Linked DNA regions of Mus musculus: region 1 is linked to region 2. A link is a loop called in an ENCODE intact Hi-C map of the cell type or tissue named here. Cell type or tissue: gastrocnemius. All regions are shown on one strand. Links, peaks and the distances in the headings refer to the core of each region. The heading gives the core; the rest is flanking DNA.

The links. A loop is a pair of places that touch in the nucleus more often than their neighbours do. Peaks named below come from ENCODE experiments on the same cell type or tissue, not always from the same donor. Only the 100,000 strongest peaks of a DNase experiment are listed, where the experiment ranks them.
Region 1: it touches region 2 in a loop (12-fold over the local background); 9 of 42 quality-filtered maps call a loop at or near these places.

The regions. Positions count from the first base shown.
Region 1 is chr13:22,068,913-22,077,695 of GRCm38, reverse strand. No RefSeq gene overlaps it. Among named protein-coding and RNA genes, the nearest start is that of Vmn1r188, 15 kb to the left of the region's middle. In gastrocnemius, for the core only: no CTCF peak of the experiment used is centred there; no DNase peak of the experiment used is centred there.
Region 2 is chr13:23,243,630-23,252,412 of GRCm38, reverse strand. Vmn1r223 (vomeronasal 1 receptor 223) reads right to left here and starts at 3,175. Exons shown (of 1, transcript NM_001083311.1): 1 at 2,090-3,175. The coding sequence starts at 3,175. The coding sequence ends at 2,090. It overlaps Gm33094 (a long non-coding RNA gene), which reads left to right. Exons shown (of 3, transcript XR_382122.2): 3 at 1,204-1,316. In gastrocnemius, for the core only: no CTCF peak of the experiment used is centred there; no DNase peak of the experiment used is centred there.

The sequences.
Region 1 (8,783 bases), core at 4,063-6,562, 1.2 Mb after region 2:
CATATCCTCTTCTTGAGTGGAATGGTTTAATTAATTTTTATTTACTGTTATCTTATGTATGAGATCATATTAAAGGCACCACACCCTCACTACTTATAGGCTCTTCCTGACCATCTCCTAAGAACCTTCTTCCAAGGAAACATCAAATCCCAGCTCTCAGCTTAGGCATTGTTCCTCTGGACTCCAAATTGGGACACTTCCTATCACTTTGATTTCTAAGGTTCATGAAATCGGTGATTTTGTCAGTCAGTGATGCTATACCCTATAAATGACAAACAACTTAGTACTTCATACTGATTTGGGTAATTTTACATGTGACTTCTGTTTTCTGTTTTCTCACCCTTTTTAAAGTTAAAATAAGGATTAAAGCTTAAATGTATTCACTTTGACTCTATTTTCATAAATCACAAATAGTTTTATGTTGGGACCTTAAATCTATTTGTCTGCTACATTTTATCTTTCCCTGTTGCTCACCAAATTTATCTGTAAATCACTTTCATATTCTCCTGAGCAGTGTAACACTGGCACTTGCTGTGTGACAAGGGTACCTGTGATGTTCTCTTCCTGATCTGATTCCAACCATGATCCTACATAGCTCAGTGCTGCCCTAGGTCACACATGTGTCTCCTACAATTTTCCCAAACCCTCAGGAATGTGCTATCTGTTAGTCTGCTTATATCAGTCCCTTGGTGCTGAGGAGAGCTGAGGGATGCTTTAGTGTGTCTGTTACTTTGAATACATCCTGTTATGGGATGCTTTAAAAACAGGTTATGCATAACTCACTAACTGAGTGTTATGGTTGTACTATTCTATAGAAATCACAGAGATGAACTGAAATGTTATTCAGGAAAGATGCCCTGGTTGTTCTCTTTCTTTAAAGTTCTGGAAGGTCTATTCAATTTGGAATACTCACTCAGTTATGTCTTCAGGGGAGGTACATTTGCAAGCACCCAGAGATCCAATGATTATCATTGAGTATCTTTTAAAACATTTATCATTGTGGATAATTTTCAGTTGCCTTATGTCTGTAATGATCGTTTATGATAGTGTATTTATAAAGATGTACCTCTTGGTTCCTTGAGATACCAATAATAGGTATTGAAATAAGGAAGCTGTCTTTGTTTCCTGAATAGTGCCATTTCTGGACTAGGAAAGTTATTCATTTACTTCAATTCAAGGAAATGTCAGAGAGATATTTATGTTATATTTTGTTTATGTTAAATTTAGTCATTGTTGTGTGTATGGGCATCTTATGTGCATGTATTTCTAATGACCACTGTGTACCTGGTGCTTGCAGAGGCCAGAATACAGCCTTGGCTCCCTGAACCAGGAGTTGCACATGGTTGATAGCTCCTGTCTGAGCTGATAATTTACTCAAGGGACTCTGCAAGACCAGTGAGAGCTCTTACCACAGAGCCTGCTCTTCAGTCCACATGTGTACATTTTTAATTGGCTTCCACAGACTTCTTACTTTTACCATGTTAAACTCAATCAGTTTAATCTGTTCAACCAGTTAAATGAGGGATTCAAATGACGTGTGGATGCCAAAGTTTTAGAAATAGAAAGCTCAGTATTCACAAGAACATCCTTTGTGACCACCCAATGTAGACTTAAATTCTGGCTTTCCAATTCATATGTTCATCACCTTGAGCATACTTATTTGGCTTCTTTAAAAAGTACTTTTCACATGTAAAGTATGCTTTTATGTAATACAGGTATAATTTAGGGAGTCAATGAACTGACAGGAATAGTAGTACCTTGTGAAGTTCCTACTTCGCACTAAAAATCCATTTTCTAAAATCAGATGTTACTATCAGTATTTAGCCTCATGTCTGTTTTATCTGCAATTCTCATATTCCATGGTTTACATTTGATCTAGAAAAGGAGAAATTACAATAAATGAAATCACCATAAAGAAAGAAAGAGTGCTCCATGCACAGAAGACTGAAGTCGCCAGAAGTTATACAGCTAAGAGAAGCAGTCGGAGCAAGAGCTTCCTACTCCAGGCTGCACGGCAGGTGCCTCTGTCTCCTACCCCTGCTTGTCCTGTGTAAGGAGCAGATCACGCACAGTGACCACACACACTGTCCTTGTGGACACTGAGACAATTCTGGATTGCACTTAGGAAATGATAGACCATCTTCTCCCTGAATCCTGCCACTGTCCCTGCTCAGAGTGACAGGAGCCCACATCCTTCTCTCCCACAAGTCAGCCCTCTACAGATTTCTTTCAAGGTCAAATGCAGGGAGACTCCCAGCCTGGGCCAGGGTAGTGGTGGAGTGACAGAGTAGGACTCTAGTGATGGCTTTAAAGTCTGAGGGTCTTGGAGCTTCCTAGCTCTCTAATTATACTGAAATGTTGATGATAACTTCTAAAAGGTCCTAAAAACTTTTTTGTTCTTTCTGAGAGTAAAAGACTGCTGGTTTAGGCGATTAACATCTGCAGCCTAACAGGGGAGGATTAAGCAATGCAGCCTTTGTTCTATCTCAGCAGGAACTACTGGGCTCTATCTTTCAGCATGCGAGTTGGAAGTCTCAGGAAGAGAAGACACTTAGAGAAGTGATTATAGAGTTTATTACCAAATTGTAAAAAGTTTCCTTTGAAAGCTATCTAAGGGGGAAAGTGGAAAGATCCTAAGTGGGTAAAGGGAGGAATTCTCTAAGTGGGGAAAGGGAAAAGATTCTAGTCTAAGTCGGGAAAGGCAAAAAAGTCTCCTCTATTGATCTTAGCTCGCCGTGATCTCTTTGTCCTCAGTACTTATACATCTTTCAGAATACATGATCATATGTTACAAAGTTCATCACAAGTTCACACAAAAAATCAAATCATAAATTGAAATAGAAGTTTACAACAGTGAATGTTTACATGCATATCCACTAGGAGTAATTATCTGGCTAAACATCCATCACCTGTCTCAGCTCCACAGGTTCACTGAAGGGTTAAAACCATAACTAAGTTATTAGTGAAGTTTGTATAGATAAACTCAGTCAATATTTTATCTTCTGTCCTAACACCTATAGAAAATCGTTAGTCCCCTTTTAATGACCTTTGGTTAGTTGTTTTACAACCTCCTGGAATGTGCTCTGCGTAGGAAAATGTCTGGTTACCATCTAAGAGCAATTAACTGGTGACACATAGAAAGACCCACAACGTGAGGACTCCCCCACGTTCTGACTCAAGAGAGGCGACACCCCAAAATCACCCACAAGAAACGGGTCTTGCTGCAAACTGCAAGAGGATTTTTATTTAAGAGCGCTCTCGGGCCCACGGTCATACACCACGCAGGGGTAGAGGACCTTGACGCCCCGAGTAGCTGAGTAAGGGGGTATTTAAAGGAAGAAACCACAACTCAAGGAGGTGGGAAGGGCGTTGTTGGAAAATACCAAAAATACCAGTTAAGAGTCACAAGGAAGTACAAAGTTACAAGAGACACGAGGAATACCTGGTAATTGTGAGGGTTATTTCTCAAAACAGTTTCTAAGAGCTCCTAAAAAAAGCACATTTGCACAGCGGGTTCCAGCAATGGTCAGGGTGACTTTCTTTGAATGAGCACTCTTTGAACCCAGGAAGCAGGTGGGTAGAGGAATGTTGCTATGTTTTATGATTAGCATACCTTTACAAAGGCCACATTCCCAAGCCTGGGCCTAAAGGCCTAGAATTCTGTTTTTACTTTGTTATACTTTCAACATGAGAAACTGGCAGAGTTCTCATTGCAGCTTTGACTATCAGAAAAGTACCTAATAGCAGTCCCATTATAAAAGAGTTTAATAATCATAGATATAATTTTAGGAATTCTTATAGGATCATCATTAAGACTTAAGTCATCTATTTGTTTATATAGCATCACTGTAGCATAGTATATCTTTGTGGATGTGCAGAGATCTTCTCCAGAGGGTTGTGCTCCTACTTAGTGAATGTCATATATGTTTAATAATAGCAGGAAAAGCATATTGATAGCAGGAATCTTTTCTAAAATTAGTCCCTCACAGCCTTGCTTAATGAGGGCTCACCTGTTGCAGATTATATAACAATCCGAGGCAGGCCACTTCAGGATGATCACCTGTTAGTTATTAGCTTGTCCCATTATGGCTCTTGACAACCAAATGCAGCCCCATCTCCCATGACATGGCAGCACTTACCTGTGCAGTCTGTGTAGGGCTCAGTGTGGGTGTCCTCACAGCACAGCCAGGCCCTGTTTATCAACCTCAAGTCCTTGTGTTCAAGCAAGGTGTCAGGATGTCACCACCAGGAGTTTGGCTTCATCAAGGGAAAAGACTCTTCTGTCTCCACCCCTGAGGCCATCTCTGCCTTCTCTCTGGTGCTCTGTCATTTGCTGAACCCAGAAACTTTATGATTCCAATTACAGTGTCTGTGAGTAAGAAGGGTGATGATCAGGGCCTGAAGGGTTCTGGGCCTTTGGGCTTAACTACAGTGTTGCCTCTTTCTCTCCATGTACCCAGTAAACCAAGAACTACTTTGAAAGAAATTTCTGACAATCCAAAGTGATCACTCTCTGAATAATTTTTAAGCATATTATTTAGTAATAATAATAGATTATCGAGTACTATAGCCAGGGGCTGTCTGCACTGTCATGTTTAGGACAAAGAGATGAGAAGATATCTGGTAGATTCTTCTGTGCTCTTAGCACTGCTTAGAATGCCTTTACAGATAACTTAAGTGATTTAAGTTTGTCTGATGTTATTTTCTTTTTCTTACTTCAGTTTTTTCCATACAATACATTTTGATAATACAATACATTTCCTTCCCCCAACACTTTCCACATTCTCCACATCCCTCTACCCACCCAACTTTAAGTTTGCTGTCTTATGCTCTCTGCCCCACAAAATAAAACAAAAGATCTGAAAAAAGAAAGTCTAAACAACAACAACCATGGAGTTTCCCTGGAGCATGGCTGAGGTCACCCAGTGACAATTGTTATAGAAAACTGATTGCCCCATTTACAGCAGATATTAAATGAAAATAGTTTCTTGGTTACTGCTACAACCTCTACTTCTCTCAGTACTGATACTCTATCTAACGTAAATCCATGCAGGTCTTGTGTGTGCCTCCACGGTGTCTATGAGTTCTTTTGTGATTCAATCCATGTTACTATCCTCACCACCTCTTCCAACTACTTCCTTTCCTCTGATGACTATTTTATTTCCCCACTAAGTGAGACTCAAGCATTTTCCCTTAGGCCATTCTTATTATTTAGCTTCTTTTGTCTATGGATTGTACTAGAGTTATCCTGTAGTTTATGGCTAATATCCACTTACAAGTGAGAACATACCATGGGTCTGGGTTACCTCACTTGTTATGCCCAGTTTGTGAGAACCCCAGGAGACTGCCAGGGACCACTAGTGTAAGCACACAAGAGTCTGGAACCTCCCTGCTCAGCAGGTTAGAAATGTGACCCCCGGGCTTGGTGATTATATAGGGAAAATGCACAAGCTGGGGCTTTTGAACCTTGGCATTACATGGTTAGGTAAGGGGTAAAGAAATGCTATCCTTCAAATTGATAACTTTTGTTCAGACAGCAAGGATGAACCATACATCTGGAAAGGGTCCTTTTTGACCTGGGAAGGAGTAACTCATTCTGATATCAGTGACTAGTGCATTCTTACAAGCTGGTCACAGCTGTCTGGGAACTCTGGTTGTCTCTTTCTCATAGCTTAAGAGTTGGGTCCTTATCACTTTAAGGACATTGAATTTTCTGCCTCCTTCAAAGACAGGAGACAGCTGCACCAGTGGGGAGTGCTGGCAGTTTAACTTGGTGTCCTGGGCTAATGAGGAGGGGAGTGCTAAACTCAGTGCTAGGGCTAACACGGAGGTGAGTGCTGGCTGCTTTTTGTTTCTTCAAACTCAGGATGGTATTTTATAGTTTCATCAATTTGTCTGCCAAATTTATGGTGACTTTGTTTTTAGTAGCTGAGAGTATTCCATGTATAAATGAATCACCTGATTTTTATCTATTCTTCAATTGATCGACATCTAGGTTGTTTCCAGTTTCTGTCTATTATGAATACAGTTGCTATAAAGATAGTTGAGCATGTGTCCTTGTGGTATCGTGGAGGATCTTTTGGGTATATGCCCAGGAATGGCATAGATGGGTCTTGAGGATGATCTATTCCCAAAGTTCCGAGAAACTTCCTAATTTATTTCCAAAGTTTTTATACAAATTTACACTCCTACCAGCAGTGGAGGAGTGCTCCCCTTGCTGCACATTCTTGCCAGCATGTCCTGCCACTTGAGGTTTATTTACTTATTTATTTATTTTTTCTTAGCCTTTCTGATGTGTATAAGATGGAGTCTCAGAGTCGTTTTGATCTGTATTTTTCTGATGACTAACAATATTGAACTTTTTTTTTTGGTTTGTAGAACATGATTTTAATAGTTTAACTTAATATTCAGCAAACAGAATAATTATTTTAAAATATATTTTGTTTTTATGTCTCCCTTTTCATTTCTGATTTTATTAATTTGGATACTGTCTCTGTGCCTTCTGGTTAGTCTGGCTAAGGGTTTATCTATTTTGTTGATTTTCTCAAAGAACCAGTTCCTGGTTTTGTTGATTCTTTGTATAGTTCTTTTTGTTTCTTTTTTGGTTGATTTCAGCCCTGAGTTTTATTATTTCCAGATGTCTACTGCTCTTGGGTGTATTTGCTTCTTTTTGTTCTAGAGCTTTCAGGTGTGCTGTCAAGCTGCTAGGGTAGGCTCTCTCCAGTTACTTTTTGGAGGCACTTAGAGCTATGAGTTTTTCTCTTAGCACTGCTTTCATTGTGTCCCGTAAGTTTTAGTATGATGTGTCTTCATTTTCATTAAATTCTATAAAGCCTTTAATTTTTTTCTTTATTTCTTCCAAGACCAAGTTTTCATTGAGTAGAGCATTGTGCAGCTTCTATGTGTATGTATGCTTTCCATTGTTTTTGTTGATATTTAAGACCAGCCTTAGTTTTAAGTTATGATAAGGTGCATGGAATTAGTTTAATCTTCTTGTATCTGTTGAGGCCTGTTTTGTGACTGATTATATGGTCAATTTTGAAGAAGGTACCATGAGGTGCTGAGAAGAAGGTATATTCTTTTGCTTTAGGATGAAATGTTCTATATATATCTGTTAAATCCATTTGGTTCGTAACTTCTGTTAGTATTACTGTATCTGTTTAGTTTCTGTTTTCATGATCTGTTTATTGCTGAGAGTGGGATGTTGAAGTCTCCTACTATTATTGCTTGGGGTGTGATGAGTGCTTTGAGCTTTAGTAAAGTTTCTTTTATGAATGTGGAGGTCTTTGCATTTGGAGCATAGATGTTCCAATTTGAGAGTTTATCTTGGTAGATTTCTCCTTTGACCAGTATGAAGTATCCGTCCTTATCGTTTTTGATAACTTTTAGTTGAAAGTTGATTTTATTCTATATTAGAATGGCTACACCAGCTTGTTTCTTGGGACCACTTGCTTGGAAAACATTTTTTTTCCAACCTTTTACTCTGAGATAGTGTCTGTCTTTGTCATTGAAGTGTGTTTCCTGTATGCAGTAAAATGCTACGTCCTGCTTTCGTATCCAGTCTGTTAGTCTATGTCTTTTTATTGGGGAATTGAGTCCATTGATGTTAAGAGATATTAAGGAAATGTGATTGTTACTTACTGTTATTTTTGTTGTTAGCGGTGGAATTATGTTTGTGTGGCTATCTTCTTTTTGATTTGTTGAAAGACTACTTTCTTGCTTTTTTCTAGGGTGTAGTTTCTCTCCTTGTGTTGGTGTTTTTCATTTATTATTTCTTGCAGGGCTGGATTTGTGGAAAGATATTTTGTAAATTTGGTTTTGTCATGGAATATCTTGGTTTCTTTGTCTATGGTAATTGAGAGTTTTGCTGGGTATAGTAGCCTGGGCTGGCATTTGAGTTCTTGTGGGGTCTGCATGACAGCTATGGTGAGACTACCCTGACTGGTAATGTTCACAGGCTCAAAGGCCCAGTAAAGTCCTCAGTTCTCCTCTTCACTGTGATTTTACTGTGCCTAGTGTTCTAACATATCAAACCATTAAGGTAATCCAGGCTTTTGTAGTACATTTGTTTTGTTTTATATAAAATCTGAACTAGAAACTCTAAGACCTGGTTTGAGAAATCAAGAAATCTTGGCAGATTATTTTATTTTTCACATTTTTTTTACATCCATTTGCACAATGGATTTATTTTAATTTGCAAATAACTAAGTAGACATAGTAGAGGAAAGGATACCTAGTCTGTCATATTTTAAAGGAATAAGAAGTTCAGCTTTAATCTCGACGGTAAATATTTCTCAGAATATCTTTTTAAATTTGATTTAATTTTATTTTGTTTAACTTTTTTCAGACAAGACATTACTCATTGTTTTGCCTATCCTGGAACTCACTATGTAGACCAGGCTGGCCTCAAACTGACAGAGATTTCTGGAGTTAAAGACATGAACCAGTATACCCAGAATATCTCTCAGAGTATCTTAATACTTAATATTTTCAATACCATGGACCAGCACTGAAATCAACTGTACATAACTGTACATACATAACTGTAACATTAGTTAATCTGAGAATGTGATATCTATATAACTAGGAACACATACCCATACCCATAAGAATAAAATATGTACCTTTGTTTTACACACTAACTTGTCATTTATTTGGGATATATTCAAGGGTTCTTTGAGTGAAGAAATTATTGTGTATTCAGACATTTGATTTCTTTTGAAGTGGTATCTGTGGAAAAACTTCTTGCTTTATATAGCTTTATGCCTAGAGATACTATCCTG
Region 2 (8,783 bases), core at 3,560-6,059:
AGTCAGAAGCCTCCCTGGGATGACTGCAGTGCAGTGTCTTGAGGATGCGGGGTCTGGACACTTTCTGGATCCTCCAGATTCTTTCAAACCTGAGGCCTTGGAGTTATCAGGGCCTCCAATGTCCTGCTGCTTGCCCAGGCTGTGCCAACTGGGGTCTACTAAGTGATCCCCTCAAGGCCCTCAGCACTGCAGTCCCCTTGTCTGCAGCTCAACAGGCTGCACCAGGGTGGCCTTAGGGATGATAGGATTCCAGGGAGGAGAGGAGGGGAGATCTCAAGAACACTGGGATGTTCAGAACAGGTCATAGTAAGTGACTGGAAGATCGGTGGGAGCTCCAGTGTAAATAGTCTGTCAGTGAGTTATTTACTCATCTGTGTGCTAGTGAGGCTTTGTCTCCAGACATATGATGGCGTCATTTGAGAGCCCGTTTGCTAGAGATTCTTGTGGTGGTACTTTAAGGTCTAACTGTGTTATAATTTCCCCACAGCATCCACACCAGTTTTCTTTGATTTTGAAACTTAGCAACACCAAACAATTATTGATCAAATTTGCTTGGTTGTGGTGACTTTGTTAGTCTCACTGTTGTCTTCACTTGGCCCTGCAAGCTCACCTCAGATAAGGGCCATCTTCCCACCTCTACCTACCTTATCTTGCTTTCCAATATGGCTCTGGAGAAAAATGAAATACTAATTTCTGATAGAGGCCTTACCTCCAGTATTTTACCCAGTTCTAACCATAAGCTAAAAGCCACATGACAGGGATTTTGGAATGGGAAGGTAGTAAGAATCCACTTTCCACCTGCCTAGAAATCTTGAACAAATCCTAAGATTACATAGTGCCAGACTTCTTAAGAAAAGGAAATCTAGTTTTATAATATATAATTCAATGTTGCAATGCATTGTAATACCAAGGCAAATGGCAATTTGATGGGGGAGGCTTGTTATTCCAGTATTTGGGGTGCTGATGCAACTCAAGATCAACTTGTGCAACTTCCAGGTCAGCCTATGCTACAAAGCAAACATTGTGTTTCCCACCTCTAATATTCATGTAAAATCTGTTTATAATGTACATGCCTTTAGCTCATTGAGAATAGCTATACAATGTAATTCCTACACTTCTCAGTGACCATGCAAGACATTAAGAACATGGACATCTCTGCTGATCAGAACATAGGGGCTGAAACTGCTGTCCTTATGTCCACAGCTGAACCCCAGGAGCCTGAGCAGCTATCAGGAGGTTGGATATCTAAATTCTGAGTATGTGGCTGGCATGCAAGGGGCAAGGTGAGCTAGAAAATGCCCCATTGTCTGTGTAAGCCCTAATGATTGAGAACCAGTAGCTGGGGCACAATGCTCCTGAGGTGTTTTTATACATCATTGTGTACTGGAGTGAAGGTCTTAAGTAGAGCTTGTATTCCAAACTGCGATGGCATTGTCTAAAAGATGATATTTCTCCATGCTTCCCTATATATTTCACGACCACATATCAATGTTTTGATGTGTTTGGAATTGACTTACAATGTTTGTTCTTACCAGTTCTTTAGTGCTTGGTACAGCAATGCCAAGCACTTAGTAGCTGCAATTAATTAGCTTCTCTCCCTGGTCATCTCCACTTTATAAGAGACCTTCAGATAAAGGATGCTTCCTGGCATTCCTCTTCTTCACTTGCTCTCCTGCTCATTAGAACAGCCTCTGCTACATAGCAAGTGCTTTGTAAATAGAGGAGTTGGTGATCAAGGAAGTACATTAGATGGAACAAGAAGACAGAATAAACCTGTGGGTAAGAAACCTGTAGAAAAATAAAATTCTAATTCCAGTTGACTGCATGCTCTCCTGTATTTCCTGATGAATGATGCAGCAAGCTAAACTGCATGATAGGAATGGTGGGATGGTAGGAGTGTGAGCATCCCTGCCCACTTCCTAGAGCCTGAACCAGTCTTCAATTTTCTAAGACAAAGCTCTCTATTAAAAAAAAATATATACAATCTCAAATTTATTGGTGTGATACATTAGAATAAAAAGGCAAAGCCATCCAAGTGTATATAGCTTTACTTTATAAAGAACTAGGTATGAAAGGAATTTCTTATTTCTCAGGGGACACAGCAGGGCTTAGCATCATGGACATTCCCAGTGATCAGGACAAAGGGGCTGAGACCAGCATAATTAAGTACTAAAAATGCTTTAATATTTAGTATTGTGGAATCATGTGTCACTGTGGAACCTGTGTATAAGGAGAAAATAAAATCTGCCAAATAAAAGAAAAGGAAACAGGTCATGAGAGTGAGAACCCTCTGGGTAGCTCTGATTTCTGGCCTAGAATTGTTTGCAGACCTGGAGCTGTAAAGATAGAGGACACGCTTGTGATGCTTATACAGATGGAGAGCCATGGACCCACTGCTCCAGCCCATGAGACCCTGGAAAATGACATCACGGAGAGTCATGAGAGAGAGGAACAGCCACTTAACTGTGTGCCTGGATGGTAGCATATAACAATATCCAGTAAACATTCCAACTTCAGAACTGTTCATGCTACTGCCTACTGTGATATAGTGCAGCAAATTGGAGCTTATGAGGGAATTAAAGATCCAAAAGAGGAGGAGAAAGGCAATAACATGCCATGCTGTCTGTGGTTTGAGCTTTCTCCACAGTGTGGTCCTGGGACTGATGGTGACAGCCTGAACCATGCTGAGGAGACAGGTGGTGCAGATGGAGAGGCCACGGGCAACCCTTTCTAGATAAATTATAGTTTTACAACCAACATCACCTAGGAAGTTTCTGATGTAAAAAATTGTGGCTATGTCTCTGACCCCTATGCAATAAATAATGATTGTGTTTACAAAAGCCAAGTGGATGAGAATAACATCTATATTTTTGTTCTCAGGACCCATGATGAAAGTATATAAATGTCTCACAAATAAGATGATGTTTCCTAAAACTCCAAGTCCAATAAGTGAAATGAAAATTATTTTCTGGATGAGGTCACTCCAAATTATCTTCATGGCTAAAGCTAGGAAAAACCTGAGAAACACAAGGAAGTAAGCATGATCTAGTTCATGTCTGTGGGTTTTCTGTTTTCTTCCGTGGAATGAACAGTGTATTATGTAAATGCACAGATTTTTTTGCTTACAGATACCTGCTTTTATTCTTGGACCTTCTGTTCTTTGTTCCATTGACATGGAGATGATGATGACAATTGGATGTGAGCACCGTGCTGATGCCTTCTCAACCTTCACAGGAGTTCTTTACATCCTCCATCTCTAAACCTTTCCCATGAGAAATCCAGACAAAGGATAGCATCACCAAGCTTCTAAGCAACGGCGTTGAGCATCAACTTAGAGTCTTCCCTTCTTAGATCCCTTTTGCCATCCCGTATACACTCATCCTTCAAGAAAAGATTGAGCTAATAACAAATTGCAGCTCTTCTAAAGTCTAATCCTTGCCACAATGGGTTGCTTCCCAGGGAAAGTCATGTGGCTTTTCTTTGTCTCCAACTCTGAATTGACCTTGGCAATAAATAACACAGATTAATTAGATAGGGCAGTAGTTAGTCCATATCCTCTTCTTGAGTGGGATGGTTTAATTAATTTTTATTTACTATCATCTTATGGATGAGAGCATATTAAAGGTACCACACCCCCACTACTTATAGGCTTTTCGTGACTATTTCCTAAGAACCTTCTTCCAAGGAAACATCAAATCCCAGCTCTCAGCTTAGGCATTGTTCCTCTGGACTCCAAACTGAGGCACTTCCTATCACTTTGATTTCTAAGGTTCATGAAATCGGTGATTTTGTCAGTCAGTGATGTGATACCCTATAAGTGACAAACAACTTAATACCTCATATTGATTTGGGTAATTTTACACATGGCATCTGTTTCTCATTCTGTTTAAAGTTAGAGATAAGGATTAAAGCTTAAATGTATTCATTTTGGCTCCATTTTCATAAATCATAGTTTTACGTGGGGACCTTAAGTGTATTTGTCTGCTACTTTTTAGCATTCCCTGCTGCTCACCAAATTTATCTGTGAATCACTTTCATCTACTCCTGAGCAATGTAACACTGGCAGTAATAGGTATTGAAATAAGGAAGATGTCTTTGATTCCTGAATAGTGCCATTTCTGGACTAGGAAAATTATTCATTTACTTCAATTCAAGGAAATGTCAGAGAAACAATTATTTTATATTTTGTTTATGTTAAATTTAGTCATTGTTGTGTGTATGGACATCTTATGTGCACGTATTTCTAATGACCACTGTGTACCTGGTGCTTGCAGAGGCCAGAATACAGCCTTGGCTCCCTGAACCAGGAGTTGCACATGGTTGATAGCTCCTGTCTGAGCTGATAATTTACTCAAGGGACTCTGCAAGACCAGTGCGAGCTCTTACCACAGAGCCTGCTCTTCAGTCCACATGTGTACATTTTTAATTGGCTTCCACAAACTTCTTACTTTTACCATGTTAGAGTCAATCAGTTCAACCAGTTAAATGAGGGATTCAAATGATGTGTGGATGCTATACATAGTCCAGAATGTTGATGGATACCAAAGTTTTAGAAATAGAAAGCTCAGTATTCACAAGAACATCCTTTGTGACCACCCAATGCAGACTTAAATTCTGGCTTTCCAATTCATATGTTCATCACCTTGAGCATACTTATTTGGCTTCTTTAAAAAGTACTTTTCATATGTAAAGTATGCTTTTATGTAATACAGGTATCATTTAGGGAGTCAATGAACTGATAGCAATAGTACCTTGTGAGGTTCCCACTATGCACTAAAAATGCATTTTCTAAAATCAGATGTTACTACCAGTATTTAGCCTCATGACTGTTTTATCCGCAATTCTCATACTCGATGGTTTACATTTGATCTAGAAAAGGAGAAATTACAATAAATGAAATCACCATAAAGAAAGAAAGAATGTTCCATGCACAGAAGACTGAAGTCACCAGAAGTTACACAGCTAAGAGAAGCTGAAGCAAGAGCTTCCTACTCCAAGCTGCACTGCAGGTGCCTCTGTCTCCTACCCCTGCCTGTCCTGTGTAAGGAGCTGGGACTGTCCTTGTGGACACTGAGACAATTCTGGATCGCACTTAGGAAATGATAGACCATCTTCTCCCTGAATCCTGCCACTGTCCCCTCTCAGAGTGACAAGGAGCCCACATCCTTCTCTCCCACACATCAGCCCTCCACAGATTTCTATCAAGGTCAAATGCAGCCCCATCTCCCATGACATGGCAGCACTCACCTGTGAAGTCTGTGCAGGGCTCAGGATCGGTGTCCTCACAGCACAGCCAGGCCTTGTTTATCAACCTCAAGTCCTTGTGCTCAAGCAAGGTGACAGGATGTCACCACCAGGAGTTTGGCCTTGTCAGGGGAATAGACTCTTCTGTCTCCACCCCTGAGGCCATCTCTGCCTTCTCCCTGGTGCTCTGTCATTTGCTGAACCCAGAAACTTTATGATTCCAATTACAGTGTCTGTGAGTAAGGAGAAGGGTGATGATCAGGGCCTGAGGGGTTCTGGGCCTTTGGACTTAACTACAGTCTTGCCTCTTTCCCTCCATGTACCCAGTAAACCAAGAACTGCTTTGAAAGAAATTTCTGACAATCCAAAGTGATCACTTTCTGAATAATTTTTAAGCATTTATTTAGTAATAATAATAGATTATCGCGTATACAGCCAGGGGCTGTCTGCAGTGTCATGTTTAGGACAAAGAGATGAGGAGACTCTGGTAGCTTCTGTGCTCTTAGCACTGCTTAGAATACCTTTACAGATAACTTAAGTGGTTTAAGTTTGTCTGATGTTATTTTCTTTTTCTTACTTCAGTTTTTTTCCATACAATAGATTTTGATAATGTCATTTCCTTCCCCCAACACATCCCACATTCTCCACATCCCTCTACCCACCCAACTTTAAGTTTGCCATCTTATGCTCTCTGCCCCACAAAATAAAACAAAAGATCTGAAAAAGAAAGTCTAAACAACAACAACAACAACAACAACAGAAACAGGAACAAAAACCTGGAGTTTCCCTGGAGCATGGCTGAGGTCACCCAGTGACAATTGTTGTAGAAAACTGATTGTCCCATTTATAACAGATATTAATTGAAAATAGTTTCTTGATTACTGTTACAACCTCTACTTCTCTCTCTCAGTACTGGTACTCTATCTATCTTAAACTCGTGCAGGTCTTGTGTGTGCTTCCATGGTGTCTATGAGTTCTTTTGTGCATCAATCCATGTTACTATCCTCACCCCCTCTTCCAACTACTTCCCTTCCTCTGATGACTATTTTATTTCCTTTCTAAGTGAGATTCAAGCATTTTCCTTTAGGTCGTCCTTATTACTTAGCTGCTTTTGTCTAAGAATTGTACCAGAGTTATCCTGTACTTTATGGCTAATATCCACTTACAAGTGAGAACATAGCATGGGTCTGGGTTACCTCACTCGATATGCCCAGTTTGTGAGAACCCCAGGAGACTCTCAGGGACCACTGGTGCAAGCACATAGATGCAACTCTCCCTGCTCAGCAGGTTAGAAATGTGACCCCCGGGCTTGGTGATTATATAGGGAAAATGCACAAGCTGGGGCTTTTGAACCTTGGCATTACATGGTTAGGTAAGGGGTAAAGAAATGCTATCCTTCAAATTGATAACTTTTGTTCAGACAGCAAGGATGGACCATACATCTGGAAAGGGTCCTTTTTGACCTGGGAAGGAGTAACTCATTCTGATACCAGTGACTAGTGCATTCTTACAAGCTGGTCACAGCTGTCTGGGAACACTGGTTGTCTCTTTTTCATAGCTTAAGAGTGGGGGCCTTATCACTTTAAGGACATTGAATTTTCTGCCTCCTTCAAAGACAGGAGACAGCTGCACCAGGGGGGAGTGCTAGCAATTTAACTTGGGGTGTGTGTGTGTGTGTGTGTGTGTGTGTGTGTGCGTGCGCGCGCGTGCGCGTGCGGCGGGGAGTGCTAAACTCAGCGCCAGGGCTAACACAGAGGCAAGTGCTGGCTGCTTTTTGTTTCTTCAAACTCAGGATGATATTTTATAGTCCCATCAACTTGTCTGCCAAATTCATGGTGTTGTCGTTTTTAGTAGCTAAGAGTATTCCATGTATTAATGAACCGCATTATTTTTTATCTACTCTTTAGTTGATCGACATCTAGGTTGTTTCCAGTTTCTGTCTATTATGAATACAGTTGCTATAAACATAGTTGAGCACGTGTCCTTGTGGTATCATGGAGGATCTTTTGGGTATATGCCCAGGAGTGGTATAGCTGGGTCTTGAGGAGGATCTATTCCCAAAATTCTGAGAAACTTCCTAATTTATTTTCACAGTTTTATACAAATTTATACTCCTACAGCAATGGAGGAGTGTTCCCCTTGCTCGTTATCCTTGCCAGCATGTGCTGTCACTTGAAGGTTTTTTATTTTTTATTTTTTATCTTAGCCTTTCTGATGTGTATAAGATGGAGTCTCAGAGTCATTTTGATTTGCATTTTCCTGATGGCTAAGAATGTTGAACTTTATTTGAACTTTATTTTTGTTTGTAGAACAGGATTTTAATATTTTAACTGTTAATATTCAACAAACAGAATAATTATTTTAAGATATATTTTGTTGTTATGTCTCCCTTTCTATTTCTGATTTTATTAATTTGGATATGGTCTCTGTACCCTCTGGTTAGTCTGGCTAAGGGTTTATCTAGCTTGTTGATTTTTCTCAAAGGACTAGCTCCTGGTTTGGTTGATTCTTTGTATAGTTCTTTTTGTTTCTATTTGGCTGATTTCAGCCCTGAGTTTATTTTCTGCCCTCTACTCCTCTTGGGTGTATTTGCTTCTTTTTGTTCTAGAGCTTTCAGGTGTGCTGTCAAGCTGCTAGTGTAAGCTCTCTTCAGTTACTTTTTGGAGGCACTTAGAGCTATGAATTTTCCTCTTATCCCTACTTTCATTGTGTCGCATAAGTTTTGGTATTGTATGTGTTTATTTCCATTAAATTCTAAAAAGCCTTTAATTTTTTCTTTATTTCTTCCTTGACCATGTTATCATTGAGTAGAGTGTTGTTCAGCTTCCACATGTATGTGTGCTTTCCATTGTTTTTGTTGGTATTTAAGACCAGCCTTAGTCCATGGTGGTATGATAGGGTGTATGGAATTATTTTAATCTTCTTGTATCTCTTGAGACCTGTTTTGTGACTGATTATATGGTCAGTTTTGGAGAAGGTACCATGAGGTGCTGAGAAGAAGGTGTATTCTTTTGTTTTAGGATGAAATGTTCTATAAATATCTGATAGATCCAGTTGGTTCATAATTTCGGTTAGTTTCACTGTTTGTTTAGTTTCTGTTTCCATGATCTGTCCATTGCTGAGAGTGGGGTGTTCAAGTCTTCCACTATTATTGTATGGGGTGCAATGTGTGCTTTGAGCTTTAGTAGTTTCTTTTATGAATGTGGGTACCTTTGCATTTGGAGTATAGATGTTTAGAATTGAGAGTTCATCTTGGTAGTTTTTTCTCTTTGACCAGTATAAAGTGTCTTCCTTATCCTTTTTGACAAGTTTTGGTTAAAAGTTGATTTTATTCGATATTGGAATGGCTACTCATCCTGATAAGCCCCTACAAACAGTGATCACGGGACTTTGTTTATTGCCTTGCTTGTTCCTTGACTATTTGTGTTTCTTGCCTTGTTTGTTCCTAAACCTAGAACTGATCTTAATATTTGCATGTAATTAAGATGGCATAAAATCAGACTGGGAAAAAACAAACCTGCTTCAGCCTCAGAACTGGC